5 separate regions of the Mus musculus genome follow, and regions 2, 3, 4 and 5 are each linked to region 1. The links are chromatin loops, found by intact Hi-C in ENCODE. Cell type or tissue: heart. All regions are shown on one strand.

Region 1 (5,000 bases):
TCTCGTGTGTGTGTGTGTGTGTGTGTGTGTGTGTGTGTGTGTGTGTGTGTGTATGTTAGGGGAGAGGGGATACTGATGACCCCCAGTTTTTATCACAAGGCGAGTTTGATTAGAACTTCACTTGGTACTAAACCTACAAAAGCCAAAAGCCAACTTACTAAAAAAGATCAGCCTCAAATAACACCATCAAAGGACAGTTCCTTAATGTTTGAGAGGTTTACTGTTCAGCAGGAGGAAAGGGCAATTAAAAAGAAGCCTCTCTCAGCTTCTCACCTTTCTCCCATTCAACACAATGGTACACAGTATGGATGAGGACCTTCACCCGCCCTTCCCAAACAGCAAATTCTAGTTTTTAAATTTAAGTAGGTGAGGGAACGAAATACAACTGGCGTCGCGGCTTCTGCAGTCAGTTTTCACTTAACAGGTTTAATGGGAAGAAGAATTACCAAGATTCTCTTTTGGGGAGGGGAAAACGATTTCTTTTACATAATAAGAAACCTCAACACCTTTCCTTCCCCAATACTTTCACACACTTAAGACCACGGGAAGCTCTTCCCTCTTGTGTTATACCAGTCACATATTATAAAAGTGATTCAACCTCACTTCCCGCAAGTGGAAGGGGAAAGGCACTAAATTTGCCGTGGGCGCATCCTACAGAAAGATTTCATCGAACGCAGCCAGCTCATCTTAGCGTCCTGAATGCTTCGACCTGTTAATAATTAATAAAAGATGCCACCCAATCTCTAGTGAAAAAACACAATGATCTGAAAGTAAAGCCGGCGCAGATACGGTACGGGTGTCCTTCATCCTGGATTGCAACAACAAAATAATCCTAAACCTAGCAAACGTTTAACGAGCACCGGGCCGCCGCGCTAGAGGGCAAAACCCCGCAAGACCTTCAGGGTGCTCACAATTGTTGCCCCTGAGAGGAGCGGCCGCTGTGCCACAGACAGATGGAGCTTTAAATCCCCAAGCCGGGCGACCGGGCCTGCACACTGCTTGGGCAGATTATCCGCCGAGAGGACCCAGCAGGCGCACGATCGCGCAGAGAGCTATGGGGCTGAGTCTTTCCAGGGCCATCTGCAAAGGTCGAAGCGCCTGTCTCGGTTTCTCCCTGCGGCACAAGCAACTTCCTGCGCACCTCCAAACTTTGTCTCCATCACAAACTTCCCTGACTTGCCTTGGCTTCTTCCCGCCTCACCTTGGGACACCTGAAGCCAGCCGTCCCTGCAAACCACTTTCCTCCTTTTACTTCCCACAGCTTACTTCCCCAGACCAGGGAGGAGGCCCTGGGTGCGGAGGCTTAGCCGCGGCTAACCTGTGCCCGTAGGCCCTCGCCGCGGTCTAACCTCGGCTTCTCCTCTCCAATCCCGTGGGCTGATCCTGTCTTCTGTCTACATCCATGCACAAACCTAAGTGTCTAGCCTGAGCGCGCTGCGACTGGGGCAGCGGCGGAGGGCGTCTTGGCACCTTCGGGGCGCTGGGCTGACTCCGGCCCGCGCGCTTTCTGAAGTGGCGGCGTCCGAGGGACGCAGCGCTGAGTTTCCACACTTCCCTAACCCGCTGGCCACTGGAGCTCCAGAGGGTGGGGTGGCCGTACGAAGCTCGGACGGCAGGCCTGGAACGCTAACCAGTCCTGGGGATGACACCACTAGCGTTCGCATGCAGGGCTCGGCCTGGCTGCCGCTCCCCCCCCCCCCCCACACACACATAGGCCAGACTTGTCCCGGGGTGCGGGCCCTGGGGACCCAGTGTGGATGTCCCCAGCTTCCTCCCAGTTGCCAGATCCTCCCTGAGCGTTCCAAGCGCTGCGACTCTCGGCAAACTTTCTTTGGGGAGCCCCGCTGGGTGTCAGGCGCACCCAGACGAGTGACAGCAGCTAAGAAGACGCCGGAGGGGCGATCGGGCCCGTGAGTCTAGCTCCACCGACCCGCGGCAGGCCGAACCCTCCTCCGAGCTCCAGTGGCTACGCTGCGGTGGCCCCGGAGACCCCGTTGGGTTCCAGTGGCTGCCCCTCAAGCTGTACGTGAGCTCCGGCAGGCGCGCCCACCCCTCCCCCTGCGCGCCCTCCTCCCCGCCCCCCGGAGCCGTCAGTCCACCCGAGTCCCCGCGGGCCACCCGGAGCTCACCTTTCATCGCTGCGATCACAAAATACATCCTTTACGCCGCGGTGCGGAGAGCGCAGGGAGAGCCGACCGTCCGACCCCGGAGCCCCCTCTTGCCGCCGCCGCCCGAGCCACAGCAGCAGCTGCCGCAGCTGCCCGCCCGCCGAGAGCCATCCCGAGCCATAAGAGGCTCCATGTGACCGGCTGACATCACGGCCGCCGCTCTGTTTACACCGCGCCCCTCCGCTTCCTCCCGGGGCGGGAGCAAGAGGCGGGAGGCGGGTGCGCCTGGGCGCCGCGCTCCGCCCCCGCGGGCAGGTGACCGGGAACGGCCCACCCCGACACAGTGCTGCCCCCCTGCGCTCCCAGGGGCCCGCACCAAAGTCCCTCGCCACCTCTTTACTAACCGATCACCTGTGGCGGCCCGGAAGCTCTCTGCCTTGCCTCTGACCACTTTCCACACTCCCTCCCGCTACCCCCCTCCCCCTGGCACTTCAGCTAAGCACCCTGATGCCTCTTTCAGCTCAGTTCCAGAACCCTTCTCAGTGACAAAAACACTGAATGATTAACCCCAAAGAAGCTTTCCGTCTGAGGAAGCTACAGTCTCCCTCTTGTCCCAGGGCATCCCAGCCCCCAGGCCCGGAACTGACACCAGTTTTGGGACGGAGCAAGCCCCCTCGTAAGACTTTCAGGACTCACCCAGCTCACAGCATCCAAGGTCGTAGTTCCGGGCTGCGTACTCCCGCAGCATCCCGCATTCAAGACAGCCTGTATATGTAAGACTGGAAAACCATGTCTGCCTGCTAAATGAGCTCCAGGTGCCAGACAATTTGAGCCACTGGTCCCCAGGCTCATCCTATCTAGAAGTCTCTCCAGAAAACCCATCTCCAAGTGGAAAGGGCGCTAGTTTTCTAACCTCAAAGATAAGACGTGGCATTTTAAACAGAAGAAACAACAAACAACACCGGTAGCCATACCATTCACCTTACAACCGAGATTTAATTCCCTCCAATGTTTGAAACTTTTTACTGCATTTACGTAAATCATGGTTTTATTTTTGTTCCCAGATGAATCTCTTTATGCTGAATTTCAAGACTACTTACCAGGCTTCCGCTTTACTTAAAACGTTGGCAACTATGCCTACAGTATTGCGCATAAAAGGGGGGAAAAATCTACTAAGCCAAACTTGCTTACCTAGTGCAGATCTGAGACAGCCCCCACCCTCTGATGATCAAACAGGAAGGATTCTAATATTTCTCTTTCCATGGAACCAAGCTAGCCTTGACCCTGTGTTGTGGCGGTAATTTAGAACACATGCAGACATCTAGCCCCATAACAAAGATTCAGATCTGTTCATTCCCCCTCCCAACCCCCATTTCAAGGAAAAAGAAATGTTTTCCAAACATTTACACAGTTCTAGGATTGGAATGGTCAGAAAACGTCATTGTCTTTTAGTTAAGCTATGGCCTTACAAAAATGTTTGATTTCAGACACATTCATCCCCAAGTAGGTTTTTTTTTTCCTTTAGAATTTTTTGAAATACAACCACACACACACACACACACAAAAAAAAAAAAAAAAAAAAAAAAAAAAAAAAAAAAAAGAGACAGGAAAAGAATCTGAAGCCAGGACCTACCCATGTTAACTCTGCTGTCCAGGCATAGTGAAGTGGACAAGGGTTACAGAGGAAATCAGCCATACCCACTGTAATGTTTACAATTATGAAATTAAATCACACCATGTTCCCATGATGCAACTCCATCTCCCAATGAGGCAACGCCCCAGTCTTCAAATTTGGTTTTGGGTTTCCCTTGTGTTAGTCATGTAAAAAGAAGAGTGCCACCAAAATAGCCCACCACTGGGTGCTGGGTGCATTTTTTTCCCTCCCCTTCTTTGTATTGTTAAAGGAGGAGAATACAACTACAGAGCACATGTTCATGTGTTCTGCCCAGTGCAAGTGCCTCTTGATAGACAAGCTGAGGATTCACTTTAAAACAGTATCTTGCTGTAGATAAGAATGCTTTGAAAACAACCAAATCCATTAGCTCCAGCCTGCCCGCCAGACTTCTGACTCCAAGGTAAATAGTCTTACATCTAAAGTAATCGGTTATTTCCAGGCCATTTCAAATGAAATCGGTAAGGAGGAATGGCATGCGCCGTGACACGGACTCCCACAATTACAAAGAGGATGATCTTTCCTCCTGTAGAGAAGTCCTCAATAGAAATAGCATCTCATCATACTTATTTGAAATATTTACACATTTATCCAGCAAAGACATTGCCAGGATAATGGAATCCTGACCTTGCCCTTCTGGAAATGCATTGCTCTCACATCCTACATGAGCAGCAGAATTCAGATGTTAAGTCGTAACCTTCCTGGGTGGCTAGATGCCATTTGTAATACACGCCTCTATTACATATCATCAGCTTTTAACCTAGGGGAGATAACTGTACTTCATAGGAACAGCTTTTATGAAACTTTTGAAAATAAAAATGAGAGTGTTTATTTTATAATAGATGATAGGATAAATTGCCCATGGACTTAGAAGTCTTTGACCAAACAAACCAGCCAGGAATGAAAGGCCACATATCTTCCTTCAAGAAAATCAAATTGGAGCTACAAATACATTCCTGTAAAAAATTTCACACACTAAATTAAAACATCCTCATATAAAGACACGGTATAATATTGAAACATTATCTATAGGAATAATTGGATTTTATTGAATAAATGCAGTGGAGCATCTAGCATGGGGGGAAATAGTTTTAAGAAATATATTCTTTGCATCCTTTTAAACATGCATTCTGAAGAAGAAAAAAAAAAGAATATTGCTTACAAGAAGGAAATGCCATTGGATAGGAATTCTTTCCTGCAAATGGGAGAATGTTACATAT
Region 2 (5,000 bases), 160 kb after region 1:
TTAAGAAAGGAAATTAGAGTCGGTAACCAATTTATGTAACCTTTGCCCTAATGGATGAAGTTTGCAGGATATAGCAGGTATAGACTGGAATCTACCAGATAATCGTGCCAGTGTATCTATTTGTACATTTAGACACTCTCCTGTGCTGGGGCAATCTAATAGAGAAACTCTGCTCTGTGATTCTAGGTATCTGAAGATTTGAATAATAACAGTCACACACACACACTCACACACACACACACACACACACACACACACACACACAATATAACAATAATCAAGCTCTTTCTATTTGCTAAATATTTTATGTTCCTTAATTCAAAGTGTCTCTTCAATAGATTTACAGGTAGATACCATTGTCAAACCCACTTATAGATGACAAACTTAAAGTTGAGAGAAGGTTAAGTAGCTTGTCACACAGCTAAAGACTGACACAGTTCGACTCCACAGCCCAGCATCCTAAGCAATGCCTGCCCCAGAGAAAGATAGGGCTCATGCATACACACACACACTGATACTGGTCTTTTAACCAGTAGTTCCATTGCACTGGGTATCAACAAGCTAGCTAAAACTCCCAGGTTGAAAAGATCATGTTGAGAAGCAGTGCATAGAAAATACTTATCCAAATAATTTTCTTTAGGAAAATTCTAAGTATTTTCAATACATCCTTACAAACATAGGTTTTTTGACCTGATTGCACAGAATTACTCAGCCCCATTGGGATCTGGTAGCCAGAGCTAGGTTCACATCCCATTGAGGGGGAGCAGCCACTTGGGGGGACGATCTCTATACCAGAAGGAGGTCAGAGGTAAAAGAGTGCTAGAGACTCCCTCGGATAACCTGAATTGGCATTCAGAAAATAATCAATGTTCTCATTTTATTTGAAAAAAATCAGGAATGGTAAAGGAAAGAAGCACTGAGAACCAGTCATTGTTTTAAAAAAAAGGTGTGTGTGTGTGTGTGTGTGTGTGTGTGTGTGTGTGTGTGTACTCTGACAATCTGGGTTGCATGGATAATACCTTTATGGTCAAGTCCTATGAGCAAAGCCATCCAACCCCATGAACAAAGCCAGCCAAGGGTGACAAGCAAAGACTCATGCCACCTATCAGTTCTCCATGGGCGTGGCCCTTGTTTCCACTCAAGAGAATCACCTCATTCTTCTGTGGAGATACAGCCCAAAAGCATTTCAAGGCAGGCAGTGGTCAGCACAGAGAAGAAACAAAGGAGCATCATAGATCCTTGGAAGAGAGCCCGTCTTGCCATGGCAACAACATGCCTCCCTGAAGCCTGCCTGTGGTCCAAATGGTTCAGCTTACTTCCATGGTGGTTTTCAGGGATGGAGGAATTGGTCCAGTGGGTAAAGAGCTTGTTCTGCAAGCATGAAGGCCTGAGTTTAGATGTCCAGAACCCACACAAAAGCCAGGCACCATGGCAATGGGGTACAACCTTCACTGCTGGGAGTGACAGAAATATGAGGACCCCTGGGGTTCACTGGCTAGATAACACAGCAGAATCAGTGAGCTCCAGGTTCAAAGAAAGACTATTTCTTAGAGAAACAATTAAGATATCCTATGCTGACCTCTGCATGCATGCACTACCCACACATAAACACACCCTGAAGACACACACACACACACACACACACATACACACACACACACATAGTGCACCCCCTACATCCCTGCCGTCTCCTTCCCCCCAACCCCAACACACAGCACATTGTAGACCACAATGAGCCATCACTCCAAGGTATATCTCCTTACTTGAACTCCTGCCCAAGAGGGAACAGGAAAAGAATTTGGGGAAGAGAAACAGATACCTAGCATGTACTAAAAGATGGGGATGCCATATATTTTGAACTTCTCCTGATGAGTAGCATCTCGGCTGGACTTGGGGAAGAACAAGGGGAAGCAGGGTGGCAATGGAATAGTGTAAGGAGAGTCAGACCGGGGCTGAGGTGGATACAAAGAAAGAACTTTGGACCATGAGAGAAGCTTCACAGAAGAGGCAGGTGCAGAAGGCAATGGCAGACACCCACAAAGCCACCGCTACGTTGACACCCCCAGTTCCCCTCACTTCCTACTCCATCGGAAGCACTGATTTCATATCTCTTGGAGGCACAGTATGTGAAGCAAGGATGTGTGAGAGGAGGGTTGTTTTGCATCTCCCAATAATAGCGTTTCCATTCGGTACCTAAATAAACAATCTATTTTAGTGTCTCCCCTTTGATATCTCGAATGTTCCCTCCTGTTATTTCTGGCAGCTCTCAGTCCTGTGATGTGATTAGAGGGGACGATCACACTTACATAACAGGCATAACAGCGTCAAATTAATTTGCCTCCGAGAACAACGGGCGGGCGGGCGGGCGGGAGGCAGTCACTGGTGCTCTCTGATGGGTCCCCGCCCCCACCGCCTCTCCTTGATTTAAGTGACTTCAGGGGATTAGAGTGAAGTCGGTCAGTAGAGCGATGCTGGGGAAACAGCCCTAACATCCAGTCTGACCTTGTAAACTGAAAAGAGGCGCACAATAAATAAGCAAGGTTCTGTCTCCATGCCTGGTGCAGGAGGCACGGTGAGTCACCACCGACCGAGCAAACACACTTCCTGCATCCAAAGAAAGAAACTTCGAGAAACTTCCGTCTATTTTCTGAAGCTATGTCCAGCTGACCGAGGGTGGTCTAAGGTGTTTGAGATCTGGATTTATGATTTTTTTTTTTTTGCTTTTCTTTATGGCCCCTTATAAAAATGAAACATTTAAAGGCTGCCTTGGCTTTTTACTCTAGAAGCCTCGGCCATAAAAGCAGAGGCAAGTATTGTTTCCGGTTTTCTAAACTATGTGACAGCAGCTCTGAAAAATGCAGTCCAGGAGCCTGCCAAAGGCCAGAGGTTTACAAAGGAGGGTGATGGTGATGTGGGGGTTCGGTGGGGGAGAAGGGAGATGTATTAGTCCTGTGTTAGTTAGCTCTATACCACCCTTAACCATTTTAGTTCTCTGGGTCTGGGCTTTCTTATCCAGGAAAGTAGATATGACATTTCCTTTTTCATTTCTCTTTAAACAATTGGTTTTCACTCATCCTTTTGTCTAGTTTATCCATTCAGCCAACAGATAATTATTGAACACAAATCTGTCAGAGCTGGGTTTATCAGCTGAGGTGGTCTTGGCCCCAAGTGCTCAGGTCCCAGTTGGGGGTAAATATGAAAATAGTCACCTTGCTTTGCCAGGAGGGCTGGGAATAAACCCTGACCCCGCCACTCTTCATCTGTTATTGCTATTAAGTCTCACAATCGGGGATGGAAAGACTGCTCTGTGGCTAAAGTGCTTGCTTTGCAAATATGAAGACCTGAGCTTAGATCCCCAGTACCCAAATAAAAAGCTCTGTGTGGTCCTGACTGCTCTATCAGCCAAGTGCTGGGAAATCCTCCACACTTCTTGGCCAGTGAATCTATCCTGGTGAGTTCTAGGGAAATGAGAGGCCCCATCTCAAAGGAAGGGCATGGTGCACCTGAGTGTGACACTTGAGGGCATCCTCTGCTCCCTCCATACACTCCTAAAAATATTGAATCTCATAACTGCAGTGAAAGCAGAGATTTCAACCACCGCTAGTTTACAGCCAGGGAAACTAAGCCCAGAGCCATTGTATAACTCTGTGTCAATTCATGTTTGTGAATGACAAGACTAGAATTCAAAGCCATTGTTCATGGCCCCGTATTCATTCTCCACTATAAGAAGAGATGTTACAATAAGTACTACCAGCCATGACTAGAGTTGAATCATCACACCAATGAAAAGTATTATTGTTTGTTAACCATCTCATTGATTAAGCTGGCTGATATCCCCCTTGGCAATGGCTTCTTGGCAAAGGCAAATAGCAGATTTCTGAAATGACAGGAACTCTACAGACAGCAGTGGATCGCGGGATCAGCGAGGGGAGGCTCTAGGACCCCAAGGATGCCTAAGCCTCTCATAGAAGACTCTCTGGACTACTTCTAATGCCCACTACGTGTGAATGTTAAGTAGATGTTAGACTATATTGTTTAAGCAACAAATAGAAGAAGCAAAGGTTGGTATGTGTTCAGGACACACACAACACTTGACCAAATATTTTCAATCTGTGGTTGGTTGAATCTGTGGGCCCAAAAATGTCACTTTATAGAGGGACAACTGTATTTTAAGACTTAAGAAGTGTGTGTGTGTGTGTGTGTGTGTGTGTGTCTCACACACGTAGGTGTGTGTTTATGTTTGTAGGCGTGGGTGTGCCTGTGCCACAGAACACACAGAGAAGTCAGTCCTGACAGTCCGTGTTGTTGGAGGCAGATCTCTGTCTCCCTGTTACATAAGCCAGGTTAGCTGGCCTGAGACACACTGCCTGAGTGCTGTGACTACAGATGACTTTACATGGGGTCTGGGGATCTGAGTTCTGCTCCCTTTTATCCACTGAGATATTTTCCAGCCTGTTATTTGAAGATTTTCATCACCAAGTTTCAGAACTCTCCCTACCTCTCATGTCCCCTATTGCAATCTTTGTCACAAAAATATTAATATGAGAAAATATAGTGCTACTCATATCTAATTTAGCCTCTAGGGATTTTCACAGAAGTGTTTACCAATAGTGGTCAGATGTTCTTATATTTTGCTGATTAGAAATAAAATTAAGTGAGGAAAAAAATATCACATTTTTATTTTACCCAAAACACAAGGTTTCCTTGCCCAGTTCTGAAAGCAGATTGGTCTAGTTTTGTTAATGATAGAGAATTAAATACTGGCTCAAAGTTTAATATTTGTTTGATTTCTAAGCTAAGCATGCTACTGGATGTCATTTAAAACTGTTTTATAAATTGTCATTACTTGCATAATTAAAGTAAATCAAATCATGTGCATCACTTGTTAGATGGAACTCATTCAAAATTTATTATTATAATCCATGAATGTTAGTAAACATTGTATTCAATTAATTTTGTAATGAAACTTTTAATATAGACTTATCTTAAATGGCATATAT
Region 3 (5,000 bases), 1.3 Mb after region 1:
TGTCATTCCTAATAGTGTTCCACTGGGATTTATAAAAACAGAATCATCAAAAGCTTTCCTTATTTGACAAATGAATGATACTCATAGTTGTTCATTTCCAACACCTTCTCTGGCCTGCAAGGGTACCCATATGTGCATACCCCTCCCCAAACACACACACACACACACACACACACACACACACACACACACACTGTCATGTAAATATTTTTAAAAGAAAGGGAGGGAGAAAAGGTCACCTAGGGGTGGGAAGAGATGATGGCTGTATAGTTATATATAGAGAGAGATGAGCCTGCCTGGCATCTGCTAATGGGCTTTGTGCTGCATTTGATTTTGACGCCTCAACCATCCTCAGCACAGCCCCTCCAACTTCTTCAGAATCCTACATCCCTTCACCTCCTCACACCAAAACTAAGAGTTCTCACAAACACCAAGTCCCGTGCCAAGTCTCCCTTGCTCCACTCTGCTCCCTTTGAACAGAGCTGAAGGGCCTCCCTGTCCTGAGACGAGATGTCAGCCAGAAACTTAAGTTGCTATGCCATCATGTGGCTGACAGAAGGACAGCAGGCTTGGTACAGGGCTGAAGAGGGGAGACAATAAGGCATCCAGCCAGACATTCTAAAGTCCATCAGAGACATGGGCAACACCTAAAGGGCTCCATTCTGGGTGTTAATTGGACTTGAAAAGCCCTGGACTTAGACATGGAACACAGACATTCAAGGGGGGCTGGTCTTCAATCTCTGGGTGCTTTGTTCTGTAAAACTGTGTGATTAGAAGCCACCCTCCCTCACGTATGCCCAGCACATCCTTCCTCAAAGGGCACCCTCTACCCACCCAGAGCCCTGTTCCATTTTATGAAGAGCACCAGGAGGAAAGGGTGGGGTCTCCTGAGAGCCCCACCTTGGAGCCTGAAGGTCATGGGGTCAGGTTTTCTCTAAAGTCGAACCCAAGTTCCTACTCCAGTAAAGGACTGTGGGAAACAGTCATGAGCCATGCCTCTTGATCAGATGACCCGAGATCAAGTCTTAAGCTTCTGCACTCCCTTGCTCTGGGTCTCATCATCCTTTCTGGGAAATGGGAGAGCCAGAAGTCATAATCCCAGCCTGTGCTCAAAGGCACCAGAAGCAGAGGGCCTCACACGTGCGGAAGCACAATGGGGACATTAGGGTCAGCGGGAATGGGACAGGGCACCTGTTGTGACTGTTTCAATGACAGATGTGATTCACATGGAGCAGTTGTTCAAAGTCAGGGCCCTCAAACCCAGAGCAGGAGATAGAAGAAGGAGCGTGCCTGAGTTAGGGGGAGCAGGACACCTCACGACCACCTTCAGGCTGGAGGAGGAGAGCCTTGTAGAGTGTGACCATCCCTAAAGGCAGTGGCCAGCCAGTTACAATTCAACACCGGGTTCCAGGGACCATCAGCTCTGAGCTGATCAAAGCTCTACCTTCAAATACATACGTTCTTTCTACCATAAAAAAAAAAGTATGTTCTAGGCAGGGTTGACACTTCCCCTTCAGGAAATGTCCCCAAAGCCCTAGCATCTACCATAACTCATCCCCAAAGCACCATTTCAAAAGGAAAAGAGACGGTAATGGGAGAGCTGGTTCCAAAGGCTGGAGGATTACTAGGGGTAGAAGAGTACAGGCAGGAATGCGGCTGTGGGGAGGGCGGGGACCAGAGATGGAAGAGAGGATGCAAAGGAGATCCCATCCAAACTGAGCATGTGTGAAAATGCCTCACGGAAGTGTGCTACTTTGTATCCTACTTTTACAAATAAATTGGGAAAAACAAACACCAAGGTTCTGAACTCAGGTCCCTGCAAAGTAGGGATGCCACAGTCCAGGTTCTTTCCAGCAAGTCTTGAGAGCTACTTCCTGAGGAATCCTGCGTCCCAGGCTGCTACCCAAATCCTCCTGAGATGCCAGGACCTATCCTGTAGGTCCGGGTATCATAGCTTCCTCAGAGAGCACGCACAGTTGGTGGCGTCTGCCCTCTAGTGGAGTATCAGGGAAAGACAGTCCGGAGTGGGCAAAGAGAAGCACCAAACAACGCAGTCTGTGTGGGGTTTCCTTCCAGTTTCCTCTTCTCCTTCCCTTCCCTCGACCCCACACTTCACCCCCGGGCTGTAGGGCCCCTACACAAGGCTACTTCCACGTTGGCTGGTGGTTCAGGCTCGGGAGCTTTGGGCAATGCAGGCCAGGAAATGACCTTGGATGCGTAACAAATTGCAGAAACCCTGGAAATTTTTCTGAGCAGCAGCTCTTTCCAACCTCCAAGAAAAACAATACAGTCTGATGCCTGGGAAGCCTTTCTCCCTTGATGTGTTCCACACGTGGTTCTCCTAGATCCTGGAATTTCCGAGGCTGGGCAGCAAAGTCAGGCAGAGCTTGTTCCAAAAGGATGTCTGAAAACCAAAACAAATAGTGTCTTTTTAAAAGTGTCTCATTTCATCTGCAGAATGCTTGGTCCTTTTAAAATATAAAATCCCTTTTTATTAGTCTCTTTTTAAAAAAATCCATTCTGTGATACATGCAGTGGATTCCAGAAATCACTCGAGAAGATGTGTGTGATCAAGACGGGCTCACACTTGCATGTAGAAGGTGTAGGTTAAGACAGAATTTTTGGAGCCAAAGAGCTAGGTGAGAATCTGAGTTGGATTCAACATCCACTAAAGGGCCAGGCACATCAGCTGCTCAACTGTAATCCCAGCTACGGCAGAAGGCGCTCTAAATCTAGCGGGTCAGTCAGTGTAGCTGAGTCTGTGAGCTCTGGGTTCACTGGGAGGCCCTGTCCCTAAAACTGGGGAGCAGAAACTAAAGGAAGGCCCCAACATCGACCCCTGGTCTCCACATGCACCATGCATGGGCACACACACAAACGAATACACACGCATACACGGGACGGGGTGGAATTTTTTTAAGCAGCATGTGAGGGTTCTTATAAATTGTTTTTAACATGCCTGTTGCAAGTAACTGATCTGGCCTTTTGAATACTGATACAACACAGTAACTTCAATTACAATATTTAAATGTAATTAATAAGAATGCTGGTTCAAATGTCAAAAACCACAAAGAGTACTAGCCCTTAGTTACTAGCACCTAGTGACTAGTTACCCTCTATTTGGTTCATCTGAACGTTAAACCCTGCAATAGACACTGTATACACATAGTCTCATTTAACTCTAAGGACAAACCAGGAATTGTTATTATCATCATCATCATCACTACTAATTACCTTTACTGTTAATCTGATACCCACAGAGTGGCTCAGCTGGGATTCATTGGGGTATGCTGGTCAAATAGGGCTCTAACTCTCCATGCTGCTCTCTTGCCTTCTAGCCAAGTGAGGAGCATACTGGTAAGACTAACCCATTTCTAAAGTACCCCACACCCAATGATGCTGAACAAATAAGGCAAATTGTCATAACAAATAAAATTACTGATCTGAAAGAACCAATTAGAGCAAATATTTAAAAGGAAAGGGATGTGGTGCAAAAAGGGTCACCCAAAGACAGCCTTTGGGAAAGATACCTGGGTCTGGACAAATGTGCACATGAACGTGTGTGTGTGTGTGTGTGTGTGTGTGTGTGTGTGTGTGTAGGTAGGGGGCAGAGATAGATATTTTCCCCTGTTGCATCCACCTCATTTTTGAGAAAGAACCTCTCAGTGGATCTGCAGCTCACCTGATCTCTCCAATCAGCTAGCCAGTGAACCCCCAGGGTCCACTTGTCTCTGCCCCTCCAGACTCCAGGTGCCACAGCTGACTATTTACACAAGGTCTGGGGATTTGAGCACAGGTCCTCATGCAGCAAGCACGTCACCCACTGAGCCATTTCCCATAATCCTACATATGGGATCCCGAAGATCAAACTCAAATTGTGAATAAAATAGTGGCAAGCATTCCCAAGAAGACACAGCACAGTTCTACTTAAAGCACGTTTGACGCACAGACTGGAAAATAAAGATAGATAAATAGATGGTTTCTTTTTTTTTAATTTTTTTTATTAGATACTTTCTTCATTTACATTTCAAATGCTATCCCGAAATTCCTCTATACCCTCTCCCCCCCACCCCCCCCCCGCCCTGCTCCCCTACCCACTCACTCCGACTTCTTAGCTCTGGCATTCCCCTGTACTGGGGTATATAAAGTTTGCAAGACCAAGGGGCCTCTCTTCCCAATGATGGCCAACTACGCCATCTTCTGCTACATATGCAGCTAGAAACACAAGCTCTGGGGGTACTGATTAGTTCATATTGTTGTTCCACCTATAGGATTGCAGACCCCTTCAGCTCCTTGGGTACTTTGTCTAGCTCCTCCATTGGGGGCCCTGTGTCCCATCCAATAGATGACTATGAGCATCCACTTCTGTATTTGCCAGGCACTGGCATAGCCTCACAAGAGAAAGCTATATCAGGGTCGTGTCATCAATGTCTTTCTGGCATATGCAATAGTGTCTGGGTTTGGTGGTTGTATATGGGATGGATCCCCGGGTGGGGCAGTCCTGGAAAGAACCCAGATGCCCCTCAAAGAGGAATGGATACAGAAAATGTGGTACATTTACACAATAGAGTACTACTCAGCTATTAAAAACAATGAATTCATGAAATTCTTAGGCAAATGGATGGATCTGGAGGGTATCATCCTGAGTGAGGTAGCCCAGTCCCAAAAGAACACACATGGTATGCACTCACTGATAAGTGGATATTAGCCCAGAAACTTAGAATATCCAAGATACAATTTGCAAAACACATGAGACACAAGAAGAAGGAAGACCAAAGTGTGGATACTTCGCTCCTTCTTAGAATGGTGAACAAAATACCCATGGAAGGAGTTACAGAGACAAAGTTCGGAGCTAAGATGGAAGGAAAGACCATCCAAATAGATGGTTTCTTAGAAGAAGAAGAAAAAAAAAGGATGACTTCAGGAAGGGGAGGTGGTGGTGGCGAGATGGCTCAGTGATTAAGAGCACTAGCTACTCAGGCAGAGGACCCAGGTTCAGT
Region 4 (5,000 bases), 460 kb after region 1:
GTGATTTAGGTAAAAATAGAGAAGAACATCCATCTCGTTCCTATGCAAATTTATGCTAATGTAATGTGCTTTACTTTTAAATAAATGGTAAAATTGTATGGATGGCCAACCATTCTTTTCTAGTTTTGTCTTGTGGCAGGGTCTTATGTAGCCCAGGCTGGCCTCAAACTTGCTATGCATCTAAGGATAACCTGGAACATCTGCTCCTCCTGCCTCCACCTCCAGAGTGCCAAATCATAGACAGATACCAACCACCTCCAGTTTGCACCCAATGCTGGGGATGGAATCCAGGGCTTTGTGCATGTCAGGCTATCACTGTACCAACTGAGCCACATGAGCAGCCTACTCCCACTTACAACTATTTTAAAAGAAGTTTTTTACAATTTATCATCAGTAAATGTTCAATCTGCATCCCTATTTTCTATGGGACCCAGGGTCAACTACAAAATGTCATGGTTGTAAATGGGTTGTGAGTGAAGAAGTTTAAGGAGGCCCTCTTTAAGCAGTAAGAGGAAGAAACAGGCTTAGTAGAAAGAACAAAAAGGGCAGAGTAACACACGTGTGGGATTAGATCCAGGGAGCCGGCATCAGCCTCAGCTGCCATGATTTTTGTGGTGAGGACGTCAAAGTTGACTTTTCAATGGAGCTCTTAAGTGTCGGTGTGATCCCACTTGCTTCTTCATATGAAGCATTCCTATAGATTCTCACTACAGTGACATAGTTGTCACTATCACCCCAGGTCATGAGTGATGAAACCAAGGCTTGAGTTAATTAAGTTATCAAAATAAAACACACACTGAGTAAAGTCATGAACAGGAGACTACCAGTGGATCCTGCCACAATGACGTCTGCATGTCTCCAGAAGTGGCAGGTGGCTAGTGACAATCATCATATAGGTGTCAATAAAAGTTGCACCCTCTAATTTTGAACACTCGGTTCATGCTTTTGATCTGTGATGATTAAACTGGGTTCAACTTGACTGGATCCTTAAGCAACTGACACGTTCTTCAGAGAACTACATGGAATTTTTTGATCTTTTGATTGAAGTGGGAAGACTCACCCTACATGTGGGCAGCCCCTTCTGGTGGCAGCCAGATAAAACAAAGGGAAAAAAAGGTTTGTTTTGTTTTGTTTTGTTGCCTGTTTGCCTTCATGTTGTGCTGGCAGCCTTGTCTACCCTGGTGGCATCTTATGGCTGCCTCTGCTCCTGCTGTTGCTGCTGCCATCATTCTTTGCTGACATTAGAACTCAGTTTCTTGGCCATTCAACATGCATGGGAAACCATTGGCTCTCCAAAAACCCTCCAAGTTTCAGGGCTAGATTGTATTGGAGGCAGGGGCATCTGGCTTTTGGACTAAGCAGCTACTGAGTTTTCAGTCTCTCCGGTGTGAAGGCAGCCACTGTTGACTACCAAGGCCTTTCTGTAAAAGTCAGTCTAGTAAATTCCCTTTAAAATCATATTTATTGAACCAGCTCTGTTCTTCCCAAGAGCCCTGACTGACGTACTGACTAACAACTCAGCAAAAAAACACAACACCCAGATGGCACTGAGGCTGGACCACCCATAGGAAGGCTCTTCTGAACTGGGAATGGCAGGATGCCCAAGGGGGTGAGAAGAGCATGGGCCCTTTGTAAATACAAAGTTGTCTTATCATTACAACTGGCAAAGGATACATGAGGAATTTGAAAATATGTTACGGGCATCATCCTGAGTGAGGTAACACAATCACAAAAGAACTCAAATGATATGTACTCACTGATAAGTGGATATTAGCCCAGAAACTTAGTATAGGGAGATATAAGGTACAATTTGCAAAACACATGAAACTGAAGAAGAACGAAGACCAAAGTGTGGACACTTTGCCCCTTCTTAGAATTGGAAACAATCACCCATGGAAGGAGTTACAGAGACAAAGTTTGGAGCTGAGACAAAAGGATGGACCATCTAGAGACTGCCACATCCAGGGATCCATCCCATAATTAGCCTCCAAACGATGACACCATTGCATACACTAGCAAGCGTTTGTTGCAAGGACTGTGATATAGCTGTCTCTTGTGAGACTAGGCTGGGGCCTAGCAAACACAGAAGTGGATGCTCACAGTCAACTATTGGATGGATCACAGGGCCCCCAATGGAGGAGCTAGAGAAAGTATCCAAGGAGCTAAAGAGATCTGCAACCCTGTAGGTGCAACATTATGAACTAACCAGTACCCCGGAGCTCTTGACTCTAGCTGCATATGTATCAAAAGATGGCCTAGTCGGCCATCACTGGAAAGAGAGGCCCATTGGACAGGCAAACTTTATATGCCCCAGTACAGGGGAACACCAGGGCCAAAAAATGGGAATGAGTGGGTAGGGGAGTGGGTGTGTGTGTGTGGGGGGGGGGGACTTTTGTTATAGCATTGGAAATGTAATTGAGGAAAATATGTAATAAAAAAAAAGAAAAAAAGAGAAAATATGTTACATGTATTGGGGGGATGGGAATTGTTTTCTGGGAGGTGCTGGACAGACATACTCCCTTGGGATATACTGATTACAATGTAAAGCCTTGGTGTCCACTCCTCAGTGGATAGGGCAGGAAGGATGCTGGCAGGCAGGCGCTTACTATTGTAGATACGACTGCATCACTTTCTTTGAGAGAATCCCAGGATGCTCTCTGCTAATGAAATCTTCTTCTTGGCCATCTTGACCCAGGTCATCACCAGGATTCCTTTAGGCCCACGATCAAAGCAACCTGTGGTAGTTACGAGTGTGGCTTTAGGAGACTAACACACCAGGGCAGCTATGCCACCTAGTGATGCCTGTTTGTACTGTTCTCCTCCTGATGACAGTGGCAAAGGCTTCAGGGTGGCTTAGTCTTTGCTGTGCTGGGGCAGCCTTTCTACGGGGCAGGTCTGAAATCTTGGACTTGGCTTCCTTGGAAGCATTCCTGGAGGCTGCACTGACCATTCCCTCAAGCTGTAGGGGACAAGCATGACTTCACACCAAGAGGGAGCAATTACATCTGAATCTCTAGACATAATGGCTAAAAAAATATGAAGTCCATAGTTCTCTGACTGCCTTCTGGTCAAAACCTGATGGCATTTGTCGCTTTGCTCTTATCCTGCTAGGATGTGAATTAGCTGTTTCCTTCTTCCCTCCCTTCCTCTCATCCCTTTTACTTTATTTCCTTCCTTTCCATTTCTTCTTTTCCCTTATTCTGCACCCCTCCTTTTCTGTATGTGTAATGTGTGCATCTCTGTGTGGAGGTCACTCTCAAGTGTCAGCCCTCAAGTGCTTTTCACCCTATTTTTCGAGTCAGAGTCTTTCATTGGCCTGGGACTCATCGAGCCTCAGGGACCTTCCTAGCTCTACCTCCCCTACACTAGATGACAAGGATATGCGCTGCCACACTAAGCTTTGAAAAACCTGGGTTTGGGGCTCAGGTCCCCATGCTTGTAAGGCAAGCATGTTAGTACCCTTTTAGCCCTGTTTATCATGTAACCTGAAGTCCTGGGCCTTCTGCATCTGTTGTCTCTTTCCCTTACCAAACAGAAGTGCTTGCTCCGGCACTCAGCTGTCACAGGGTGCCTAGGAAGTGTCTGTCCTCCAGCCCATGGCAGATGTTAACAAGTATAGCTCTTGAGCCCAGACCCTAGTCTACTCCCCGTTGACTAGAACATAGCGAGGAGCAGAAGGGTATTGTAAGCCTCAAGAAATGTTGAGAGGGGGCTGATAAATGCAGGAAGTGCTTTTGTTCATTTTGTTAGCACGCTCTCTCCTTCTCTCCTTCCCTCCTTCCCTCCTTCCCTCCCTCCAGCCCTCCCTCCCCCACCCCCACCCCCTCACTAGGAGAAGGTGAGCTGAGTGGCTAGAATTCCAAAAGGGGGGACGGCAATGCCATGAAGCTGCTTTTTATCTGAGTATCATGGAGACTGTAGGAGTAACACTAACGTGTGTGTGTGTGTGTGTGTGTGTGTGTGTGTGTGTTACACAGAAGTCAGAGGAGGGCATCAGGTATCCTTCCTACCTCCGCCTCCCCAGCACTCACTCTCTACCACACTCCTTTGTGACAGGGTCTCTTATTCAATCTGTAGCCAGACTGATAGCCTGCAAATCCCAGAAATCCTCCTGACTCTGCACCCATTCCTGGCTTCTTTGGGTGCTGGCAATTTGATCTCAAGGTTCCTTATGCACGAACAGCCAATTCTTTAACTCACTGAGCCAGCTCCTCGGCCCTCTAACCCTGCTCTATCCAAGCTCCTGAAGTGAGTGGTGACTCTGGAGTTTCTCTTAGGACAGAAAGCCTTGGGCCAGGGGGAAAATGAAAGAGGAGGGACATGTATCAGGCCATAGATTCAGAAAGTGGATTTGCTCCACCAGATCAAAGATGGCTTGTTTGGACATGTCAGTACTTGCTCTATGGGAAGCACTCCAGATTGCAGAGCACATGTTCTTGTTTTGTTTAATATTTTTGTGTACATGGTGCAGGGGGGCTGCAGATTTTGAGTTCCTTCATTGGTTGTCTGTGTTTGAGAATGTTGTATTTCCATGTGTGTGGTCATGTGTAGGTTCACATGTGTCCAACATCTTCCTCTATCCCTCTCCACTTTTAAAATTAATCAATTAATTAATTAATTGGAGGCAGGACATCACTGCCCTAAAATTCATTATGTAAATGAGATGGCCTCAAACTCATAAAAACCTGTCTGCCTCCACCTCCTATGTGATCAAACAGGGTCTCACATTGAATGCGGAGCTCACTGACTGGTAGGCTGGCCAACCAACGAGCTATGGAAATCCACCTGTCTCTGGCTCCCTAGCTATGGGATTATATGTACTAGCAGCGGGGTATGGCTTTTGGCATGAATCCTCAGGGTGTAAACTCAGGACCCCAAACTTGTTAAACAAGCACCTTCCTGGCTGTGACACCTCCCCAGCCCTTCCATAATCTTTTTGACTGACTTTCTCCAGGGTATCCATAGAACAAGAGCAAATCAAGGTGGTGCTGTTTGCCAAA
Region 5 (5,000 bases), 170 kb after region 1:
CACTAGTGTATTTTATGTAATATATATATATATATATATATATATATATATATATATATGGTCTTATGTATCCCAGGTTGACTTTGAACGTGTGATCCTCCTACCTCTACCTCCCAAGCATTTAGATTATAGACCTATAGCACCCCAATTGTTCTTATGCAGTGTTAGGAATAGAACCAGGGCTTTGGCTTGCTAGGCAAGCACTCTACCAACTGAGCCACATCCCTAGTTCCATGGCTGTACATGGTTAATCCCAAACCTCTGGCACCAATCACAGGTGCGTTAGCAATTTTCAGGGGATTAGTATACAATAAAATACTCTCAACAAGAAAACCACCCAGAATGTAGTGAGTCACCCTTTGATGATTCCGAAGGCACTTTAGGATTCTGTCCTGCCTTAGGGTCAGCCACACAAACATCAATTAGTTTATGGTGACTGTGTGGAAGAGCTTGTTATTATGAGTCCTGGTTGAGAAAGTTTTGGACAACCCTCTTTCATAACATTGAAAAGTAATCATCTTGCACCCTAGGCCTTTTGAATGTTGTTGTTTTCAGCCCCCAATATTGCTTTTATTCTTTGTAGAAATGATACTCTTATCAGCACAGAGATATGCCAGTGGGCCTGACTACAATCTGTCTTCTCTGCAGCCTTCTCTCGAACTCTCCTGTTTCCTTCCTGACTGTTAAGATCCACCCATACACTCACATCATTATCTGCAAAGTCTGGCCTGACAGAGCTGACAAAATAATCTTTAAAGAGACCATGAACCAGGTGGTACACGTGCATGCTTTGTTTATTCCAAGTGTTTCTGAGAGCAAGATATGAAGTTCTGTGGTATTCACCCTTGAATAGCTTAATTTGGTTATGTCCCCTCTTGCAGATCATGGGGCTTAGTAATGGAGAAAAAGAAAGCAAGGCTGAAGTATGCTTCAGTGGGAACCAATTGCCTAGCACTCAGAAGGCCAGGGCTTTGACCAGAGCAGCACACACACACACACACACACACACACACACACACACACACGCAGGCACATGGGTAGAGGAGAGTATCAGTCTAGTCCTTTCTTTGACACTTTGAAACGATGAATTAATGCACAGCATTTGTAAGAATGTTTTCAATTAAAACTCAGGTGTCTAGAACATAAGAAGGATATTAAAGGAGATAAGAAAGAAAGAAAGAAAGAAAGGAAGAAAGAAAGAAAGAAAGAAAGAAAGAAAGAAAGAAAGAAAGAAAGCAAGCAAGCAAGCAAGCAAGAGGTTTTGGCCAATACAATTTGACACATCAATTTCTAATAGAAACAAAACACCACAAGGCAAAAAAAAAAAAATTAGCAGCACCAACAACAGAGCTGTTGATAAATTGAGGAATTCTATTCTGCCCTCTAGAACTTAACTTTAAAACAAAACAAAACAAAACAATAGGAAACAAAACCCTGGGTGTGGTGGCATGTACCTGTCATTGCGGTGCAGGGGAGATGGAGACAGGCAAGATCCCTGATGCTTTCTAGGGAGTCACCCTAGCCTAACTGGCAAGTGACAGACTTGTGAGACCCTGCCTCAAAAACCACAAACAAGTGGATAGTGGAGGACTTAAGGAGTGACACCCAAGGTTGTCCTTTAGCTTCTGCATGGGATTTCATTTTCTCTGTATGTGTGTGTCTCTCTGTGTGTGTCTCTCTCTCTCTGTCTCTCTTTCTCTCTGACTCTTTCTGTCTCTCTTTCTCTCTCTCTCTCTCTGACTCTCTCTGTCTCTGTCTGTCTGTCTGTCTGTCTGTCTGTCTGTCTCTCTCTCTCTCTCTCTCTCTCTCTCACACACACACACACACACGCACACTTGCACAATATATACACACATGGATATGTGTGTATACACATACTACACGTAGTGATGAAGCTTTCAAGTGACTTGCACACTACTGACTACCACTATAATAAATGTGCATACACAAAATTCACAGGGATTAGATTTGGAACGATTGTGGTTTTGCAACCACACTTTGTTACAGATACAAGTTTAATATCATCTAACTGCTACCCTGAAATTACGTCCCGGGGAGGGACACTGTCGGTATTTTGTAAACTACGGCTGCTTCTGCTCTCTCTCTGTTAGACATGGTCTAATGGGTTTAGAAAATGACATTCAAGACGCTGCTTTGCCAATTAGAACTTCCGCTACCTGATTCTTGAAGGACATAAGCATGCTTAATTGTGTGCTCAGACATTTTATTAAGTTGTTTTAAGTGCTGAAAGTCTCTTAACCTTCACATAGACCCATTTTCGTAAAAATAATTAATTAATTAATAAACACTTGCAGGAAGAGATACCTGGCGATAACTGGAGGGAAGGCATCTGATTTCAACGGGAAATCCTATTCATTTCAATAATGTGTGGATTTTATCAAGCCATGGACACAAAGATGGGCTGCAGATTCTGAAAATTGACTGCATTAGGAAAGTCACACAGATAATTTCCCCCTAATTCTTTGGTAAGAAACAGTGTGCAGCTGAGAGTGAAAGGTGACCAGCATCATCTTACTTGCAAGCCACTTTTGGAAGGAAGGACAAAACATGGTTTAGATGTCTCCACTGTCCAGCCACACAGCCCTTGGGTTAACTCTTAAGACAAGTGTCTCCTATGAGGAGTAACCAGGCTTTCTCAGTTGCAAGATCCTCCTTAACTTTCTACAGAAAAGTTCCCTAAGTTTAAGAGGTTACACTTGGCAGGCTAAACTCTTGACAAGATCAAAGGCAGGGCGGAGACAAGTTACATTGCTGCCAGCCTTCCTAAAGAAACTGCATCGTTAGTTAGTCAACCCCAACTGTCAACTGATCAGATGGGGTCCCGTGTGGGACCCAGGATGAACACAAGCCTGCCTCTGGAAACGTGTCTGGGAAAACAGCCAGAGGGTAGCTCCCCAACCCTCCTGCTCACTTTCAAAGACGTTTTCCATAAACTACATTGTTTGCCCATCCGTGCACACAGTGAGCTCTCCTCAGACCTGCCCTTCCCACCCGAGATCATCCACGTGTGTGTTTTCCAACCTCTGGGGGCTTTTATTTTCTGCTTCCTACCTTCACACAACAGTGCCAATCAGCACTCCCCCCACCCCCTCCACAAAGCCTCTGTTCGACTTCTCCCTTTGTGATTGGCATCTCATTAATGAAGAAGGGCTGGTGTCTCTCTCATTACAGTTGTGGTGAGTGAGAGGACCTCAGAACTAATTTACTTGCTCTCACAAGGGAAGACACTTCTCTCCATCAAGAATTTAACTTCCCTTCTGCCTGTGGCAATAAAAGAGCCCGTTTTGTTTTAACATTAATAAGGTGAGAGAATAGACAATTTCCAAAAGAAATTAAGAAAGCCAAGAGGGTAGGTGTTGGCCTGTGCAAGTTTCCCTCAAGCAAGTCTGATGGTGGAGTTCAGCAAGGGACGGTTACTTTAGTAACACAGTAACATATGGACATGTGTGTGTGTGTGTGTGTGTGTGTGTGTGTGTGAGAGAGAGAGAGAGAGAGAGAGAGAGAGAGAGAGAGAACAAGAAAGAAAGAAATAAAGAGAGAGAGAACAAGAAAGAAAGAAAGAAAGAAAGAAAGAGAGAGAGAGAGAGAGAGAGAGAGAGAGGGAGGGAGGGAGGGAGGGAGGGAGGGAGGGAGGGAGGAAGGAAGGAGGGAAGGACAAGAAAAGCCCAGTGGGTAAATTGATAATTCCTTCTGGAGTAAGAGGCAGTAGCTATGAGTCCGGTCCTGGATCCTAAGCCCCTCTGTGACCTTGGGCAAGTCTTTGATTTTTGTCTGGTCCTCAGTTTTTATTATCAGTAAAATAAGAGGATTGAAGAAAATGGTCTCTGAGGGTTCTCTCAGATCTAAAATTTTAATATTCTTTCTATAAATGGAACGCTGGACTATTTCAAACTATTTTTCCCCTGTTTGCAGTGAGTTTTTATCTCTGGCAACAAATTAGAAATTCCTCCAGAATTAAAGAGCATGGAATGGAAATTATTTGGCTTCCCAGCTGAAAAGGTCAACTAGATTCAGAAATGTACTCTGGGTCCACACCGTCTGCGTGGAAACCTAATTAGAGATCATACTTCATTGGCTAAAAGGGATCAAACTTATCCTGGCTTTCATCTCGATATGTATTTTTAAAAAATTACTCTAAGTTACTAATTCATTTATCTTTCTACTTACAGGAAATTCCACCCATTGATAAAGCAATGCCTTGACACCCCTGCCTGCATGAAACACCACACACACACACACACACACACACACACACACACACAGAGCCTTATGAGCCCAGCTCTTTATCACACAGGGCTCTAAATGCTCTGCTATGCTGGCAGGCCATAAAAAGAACACCTTAAAAATGTGTCTGCCATTTAGCTGAGGATGGTTCCTACATCTGGCACCAGAAGTTTGTCTCCTTGGGTGGTGGCATGCCTCAAAGGAAAGGGTCAATCTACAGCAGCAGCCACAACCTTCTTAATACTGTGACCCTTTAGTTCAGTCCCTCGTGTGTGGTGACCCTCAACTATAAAATTTTCTTTGTTGCTACTTCATAATTGTAATTCTGCTACTGTTATGAATCATAATGCGAATATTTGTGTTTTCTGTCGGTCTTAGACAATCCCTGTGAAAGAGTCATTAGACCCTCAAGGGGGTGTGGCCCACAGGTTGAGAGCCAGTGGTCTAGATTGTGTCTTGCTTGAAAGACAGCATCCTGTGTTTCCTTGATTTGGGCTCAGTATGAATGTTGGTGACAAATTTTCTTGTGGGTGGGTGACAGAGTAGTTGAGGATTAGAAGAAGTGCCTGCACTAGGGGGTCTGGATGGTTTTTTAATGGGAGGATTCCAGAATACACGGTATGTTTTTAGCCTCTGGAGTGGATAGACATATGCATGCATGTGTACATATGCATGCATGTAGAAGCCAGAGGTTAGAGTAAGGTTTCTTCCTTTATGTTTCTCTACCCTATATTATTATTACTATTTTCGAGACA

What was found. A loop is a pair of places that touch in the nucleus more often than their neighbours do. Peaks named below come from ENCODE experiments on the same cell type or tissue, not always from the same donor. Only the 100,000 strongest peaks of a DNase experiment are listed, where the experiment ranks them.
Region 2: a loop joins it to region 1, with 2.0 times the contacts of the local background. A loop is called at or near these places in 7 of 42 quality-filtered maps.
Region 3: a loop joins it to region 1, with 8 times the contacts of the local background. A loop is called at or near these places in 13 of 42 quality-filtered maps.
Region 4: a loop joins it to region 1, with 3 times the contacts of the local background. A loop is called at or near these places in 14 of 42 quality-filtered maps.
Region 5: it touches region 1 in a loop (5-fold over the local background); 7 of 42 quality-filtered maps call a loop at or near these places.

The regions. Positions count from the first base shown.
Region 1 is chr9:69,287,178-69,292,177 of GRCm38, reverse strand. All of the region lies in intron 2 of Rora (RAR-related orphan receptor alpha), which reads right to left. Among named protein-coding and RNA genes, the nearest start is that of Gm46153, 16 kb to the left of the region's middle. In heart, a CTCF peak has its summit at 2,469; DNase peaks (open chromatin) are centred at 1,017, 1,597 and 2,327; H3K4me3 peaks cover 2,604 bases; H3K27ac peaks cover 2,469 bases; H3K27me3 peaks cover 119 bases.
Region 2 is chr9:69,123,044-69,128,043 of GRCm38, reverse strand. The region is part of intron 1 of Rora (RAR-related orphan receptor alpha); the gene reads right to left. Among named protein-coding and RNA genes, the nearest start is that of Gm46153, 180 kb to the left of the region's middle. In heart, no CTCF peak of the experiment used is centred here; DNase peaks (open chromatin) are centred at 1,253, 2,463 and 2,863; H3K4me3 peaks cover 722 bases; H3K27ac peaks cover 495 bases; H3K27me3 peaks cover 3,067 bases.
Region 3 is chr9:68,012,256-68,017,255 of GRCm38, reverse strand. No RefSeq gene overlaps it. Among named protein-coding and RNA genes, the nearest start is that of Gm20745, 11 kb to the left of the region's middle. In heart, CTCF peaks have their summits at 555 and 1,997 (motif pointing left); DNase peaks (open chromatin) are centred at 485 and 2,095; H3K27me3 peaks cover 667 bases.
Region 4 is chr9:68,827,917-68,832,916 of GRCm38, reverse strand. The region is part of intron 1 of Rora (RAR-related orphan receptor alpha); the gene reads right to left. It overlaps Gm31262 (a long non-coding RNA gene), which reads right to left. Exons shown (of 2, transcript XR_379583.4): 1 at 1-5,000. Among named protein-coding and RNA genes, the nearest start is that of Gm31262, 7.0 kb to the right of the region's middle. In heart, a CTCF peak has its summit at 2,804; no DNase peak of the experiment used is centred here.
Region 5 is chr9:69,112,651-69,117,650 of GRCm38, reverse strand. The region is part of intron 1 of Rora (RAR-related orphan receptor alpha); the gene reads right to left. Among named protein-coding and RNA genes, the nearest start is that of Gm46153, 190 kb to the left of the region's middle. In heart, no CTCF peak of the experiment used is centred here; no DNase peak of the experiment used is centred here; H3K27me3 peaks cover 460 bases.